Linked DNA regions of Homo sapiens: region 2 is linked to region 1. Evidence: chromatin loops called from intact Hi-C (ENCODE). Cell type or tissue: psoas muscle. All regions are shown on one strand.

Region 1 (2,500 bases):
GGTATAATGGGAACTATAAAGTATTATAAAGTATAATACTTTGCATTTAGCTTTGCTGTGAACCTAAAAGTGCTCCAAAAAATAAAGTTTATCAGTAAAAAAGCAAAGTATCACATAACAAGATGTATAGGACGTTGTGATTTGCATGAAAAAAGAGGGGTAAAGGGATTTTATGTGTACATTTTTCTTATGCATGAAATTATTACTTGTGAGGAGTAGGACAAGGGTGGGAGGAAGATTTTTTCACCATAGACCTTTTTATACTTATTCTTAATTGATTAAAATATTATCTATTCAAGAATTAAATAATTCAAAAGTACATCAAAATGGCCTGTCCCATCCCTTTCTTATAGTCCGTTATAAAGCCCATTTCTCTACTGAAATACTGCCCCAAATAACTCTTTTCATATTTTTTTAAAACTAAGACAATCACACAATAGTTTATCGATTTTAACCCTGAAAGTTTGGATCCAATTTTCCATCTTCTAGAAACCAATAAAAGTATAAGGAAAATGTTCTAAAACCTCCAAAGAAGAAAAATCAAATCCTAAAAGGCTATAGATTCGTATGCTAACCTCTGTCTTCCAGTTTTGTCCTTATTTAAAACTTCACCTTAAACGTCATTCATCAGTCTTGATTAATTCTCTGATTCTCTTGATTATTTAACTTTTAATCCTCCCATCCAGAAGATTCTGCAGGCAGGGAACACATCGTGCTGTCTGTATCGGGTGTGTCAGAAACAGCCAGCGCACATACAGCTGTCCTTACCAGCTGAGCAGAGTCTCTGGAAACTACTAGCAGCAAGGCCTCTGGCTCTCTGAAGTATTTTTCTCCTGACCTCAAAAAGCAGCCAAACACCTTTTCGAGACAAATGCTGTTTCTTTCCAAAATCAATTTGTCCAGGTGGTCTGTTAGATAGATTGTCAGAAGTGCTATCTTTGATAAAAGGGGGTGCTTCCGTATGTCCCAAGGATGTTAAGTACCTTTCTTATAGATATTCCCTGTGAGTTTCACATACAGTGGTCTCACAGTTTCTTGGTGAATCCAATGCTAGGCTAACATACCAGACGTTTAAATGAGTACCATTTCAGGGCCCATGGCCGGGAAGTTCTGTCTCACTCCCTGTGGTAGAACTCACTTGCTTCCAGAAAGTGCTGCCCTCGGCTGACACCAACAGAACTTGCCAAAGAGTTCACATGCTGATTTTTTGATAGGCCCAATAAGGTTAGATACTGTCACTGCTCCTAAGCTTTTGGCCAGGCCGAAAGCTAGGTAGTGCTTAACAGTGGCCAAGCTGTTTTGGCTGCAGCGCCCCGTTTGGCAATAGAATGGTGTAGTATCAAATTCTGGTGACAGCTTTCAGCTCTGTAGTATTCAAGGAAGATCCTGAGCTGCAGAAGGGGTTTTCCTGATGCAAACTGGCAGGAAAAAATCTTTGGCTCAAGGTTAGCCTATGCTATATAGAGTTAGTCTGTTCACAAGCTCTGAAACTTTTGATTGCAAATCTGTTTCTAGAATATAGATATTAACAGACCGTGATTCCTAAATACTTGCCGATGGAGATTAACATGGTGAATACTTCAGTAACTTTTTAAATCTGTTTAAACCCAAATACAAAATTATCTCGATAATTTGACAGAAAGAAACATGAAATATTTTTGGAACTGAGCATATATCTTACTATCACAAGAAACTCCAAAAGTAAAGAACTTGCCAGTTCATCAGAACCAAAAGTGAAAGCAATCAGAAGCATGTATCAAGTAACACAAAGCAGAAGTGAGGAAATATTTTACAACTCAAAGACCATATTGATCTGTGTGTAATAATAAAAAGGCACTTGTTCTCACCTTACTTTTATTTTATTTCATATTTTATTTATTTATTTTTTTGAGACTGAGTCTCCCTCTATTGCCCAGGCTGGAGTGCAGTGGCGTGATCTCAGCTCACTGCAACCTCCGCCTCCCTGGTCCAAGTGATTGTCGTGCCTCGGCCTTCCGAGTAGCTGGGATTACAGGCGCCCGCCACCACGCCTGGCTATTTTTTTAATTTTTAGTAGAGACGGAGTTTCACCATGTTGGCCAGGTGGTCTCGAACTCCTGACCTCAAGTGATCCGCCCACCTCGGCCTCCCAAAGTGCTGGGACTATCACCTTATTTTTAAAAAAATGCTCTCTCTCTCTCTCTCTGTCCCTCTCTCTCTCTCTCTCTCTCTCTCTCTCTCTCTCTCTCTCTCTCTCTCTCTATATATATATATATATATATATATATATATATATATATATAAACTTTAAATACCCCTTTAAAAGTTAAGAACAAGCACTGAGTAAATTTCCACTTCTACATTAACACCTCTTCAATTTATGAATGGCCACAACAGCACTAGCTATTCATGGTTCCAAGAATTCGGTGTTACTATAATAGCTCTGTGCACAAAATAGTGAGGCCTCAATCAATGTGTTTTCTAAAAACATGTTGCTTTATTAAGAAGTTTGTTCTCAAAA
Region 2 (2,500 bases), 45 kb before region 1:
GTGTGCTAGACCAGGTATCCTCTGTTAGAGCCAGAGAGGAGGCTTTGAGTAGGGAAAGAAAAGTAAAATGGGACAGAACCTCAGGTACTGGGCTCAAGTGTTAGATTTCAGTAGATTTATATTACAGGCAACCAAGATATTTGAGCATGATATACCGTTCAAAATAATACAAACTCGTGTAACCTTTCCTATCCCCTAAAGTTTATTAAAAAAAAAAAAAGTTAGGAACTGGTTAAAAAGCTATCATCAGAGTTTACTATATTTGGAGACCAAATTCTTTAAGGACATGATGGGGAATAATAATATTTCTACAAGGTAAATTTTACTAATGTGATAATTGAGGCTGTGAGAGACTGAAGTGAGATGCCCAAGGTCACACAACTAAGTGGCAGAGATGGGGTTTGACATGGTTTTACCTCTAAGGCATGAGCACTTACCATCCTACCATGCTGCTGCTGCTCCAAAAAGCATGCAAGAAAAATACAGCCTATTTGTAAAGCTCTTTCCTCTTAAGGTTAATTGATCATTCCACGGTTTGTTTCTTCTGATAAATGAAGAGGATATTTGATATCCCCAAGCTTACTCTTTATTTTATACACGTAAGTATATGTAACACACACAACACTCTTGCTCTATTTAATCCTTAAAAGGATAAAAATCATAATGCCCAAATTTGTGCACAGATAAAGCTATCGATTAAATAACAACTATTATGCATATGGCACTATGCTCAGTGTGTGGCCCCAAAAGGCTTTTGTTCAAACAGTAAGATGGGTCATCTGCATAAAAATAAGCAAGGTGACAAGTTGGGGCTATCAGGGCAGTACTGACATTAAGGGCTACTGAAATTCCAAAGTAATGAATGCAGGTGGGATTTTCAGAGGTGGTTTTGTGCAGGAAGTGGGGGCAGGGACAATGCATGGGAAAGAGTCAGATGACTGCCTTCAACAAATGTTCTAATGAGGATGGGGGAACCCACCACAGAGATCTGACACCTGTGTTGCAGAGTGGAGGGAAGGCACTGCCCCATCCTAGCAATACAAACCCATAAGCCTAAAACCGAAACAGAGTACATAAGAATGAGATATTCCTTCCACCTCCTCGGACGCCCACCCCTCCTGACTCAACTTCCCGGCCTGGAGCCACAGCACCTACTTAGATCCTCTTGTATTAAACTGTTTGATCCTCTTGTTTTAACTGCTAAGCTTCCGCCCATGATTTGCCTAGACTTAATATAAATGTCATACATAGTCATAACATGATAGTAATACTAATTAAAATAAGTTAAAACATGAATATAGTGTAAACTATTCTTTTCTAACCTGCTCTCTTGACAGTTTACTAATGACTAAGCAGTAGTAATAATAAGAGCTCATAATAAGAATATAAAGTATTCATATGTCGCAGGCATTGGTTAGTGTTTGCTTGGTTTACTCAGTTAATCTCCAAAATGACAATGTGAGGAAACCAAGGCATGAAGAAGTTAAATAACTTCTCCAGGATCCCATGGCTGGTGAGTGACAAGGCTGGGATTCCATCCAGGCAGTCTGGCTGCAGAGCCAAGGCTCTTAGCCATGACTAGGCTGCTATTGTAAGACATTCCCAGAATTATAAGGGTATTGTCTGAGAGTGACGTTTGTTAATTTATGGATTAACTCCTGCCTATGGACAATTAATTTGAAAGTGAAAAAGGTATGCCTAAGAATCCTGGCAATCCCCCAAGTATAGTTAAGGTCCCAGCAACAGAAAGTAACCAATAGGAAAGCATATTATGAAGTAAGCAACTTAGCATTCAAGAAGACTGAAGAAAGACTTTTCAGAAGGATGCAGTTTGCAACAGAGGTTAAGGAAAAAATGGAATAACAACAAGAAATGGGTGGTGCTTAAGATCAGCAGGTGACCCACAAGTAGACTGTGCTGGACATTGTCTAAGGGCCTCCCCAGCTCCTGTCTCTGGATTTGGGTGTCAGAGCTCATGCAGAGGAAGGGCACAATGGTCCAATCCACCTGCACACAGACTGCCCTCTGCTGCAGGCAAGAATATACACCTGAGCCTCTGGCTCTGTCCGTATCCCAGCATGGCTCTGGACCGCCACACGACTGGTTCAAGAGGATTCTGCAGCCCTCCTGGATACCAGCTCCATGCCGGTTAAATACCTCTCCATATGGCCTGTGGCCTTCCTCTTGAATGTCAACAAGAACACCATTTGGAAACAATCCACACCCTGCATTTCACTGTGACTCAGGCACTGATCTCTACCTTCATGAATCCCTGAGTATCTCTTTAATTCTAAATCTGTTACTCCCTGTAGTCAGGGGAAGGATCCTCCTTCCTCAAATTACCTTCTTTACCTATTCTACCCTAACAAAGTGAAAAAACTGTATCCACTGGATAGTCCTTTCATAGACAGGGCAGTTTTCATTTTAAGAAATCCCTTGGTAAGGCTGTTTAAAGTAGAAACTGGGATCTTAAGGGGTCCTAAATGTGGGTGAGACTGCT

Evidence for each region. A loop is a pair of places that touch in the nucleus more often than their neighbours do. Peaks named below come from ENCODE experiments on the same cell type or tissue, not always from the same donor. Only the 100,000 strongest peaks of a DNase experiment are listed, where the experiment ranks them.
Region 2: a loop joins it to region 1, with 2.2 times the contacts of the local background. A loop is called at or near these places in 9 of 110 quality-filtered maps.

What each region holds. Positions count from the first base shown.
Region 1 is chr3:148,974,182-148,976,681 of GRCh38, reverse strand. No RefSeq gene overlaps it. Among named protein-coding and RNA genes, the nearest start is that of GYG1, 16 kb to the left of the region's middle. In psoas muscle, no CTCF peak of the experiment used is centred here; DNase peaks (open chromatin) are centred at 731 and 1,281; H3K4me3 peaks cover 874 bases; H3K27ac peaks cover 2,165 bases.
Region 2 is chr3:149,019,483-149,021,982 of GRCh38, reverse strand. All of the region lies in intron 5 of GYG1 (glycogenin 1), which reads right to left. Among named protein-coding and RNA genes, the nearest start is that of GYG1, 29 kb to the right of the region's middle. RefSeq lists an enhancer at 536-1,186. In psoas muscle, no CTCF peak of the experiment used is centred here; a DNase peak (open chromatin) is centred at 1,542; H3K27ac peaks cover 2,411 bases.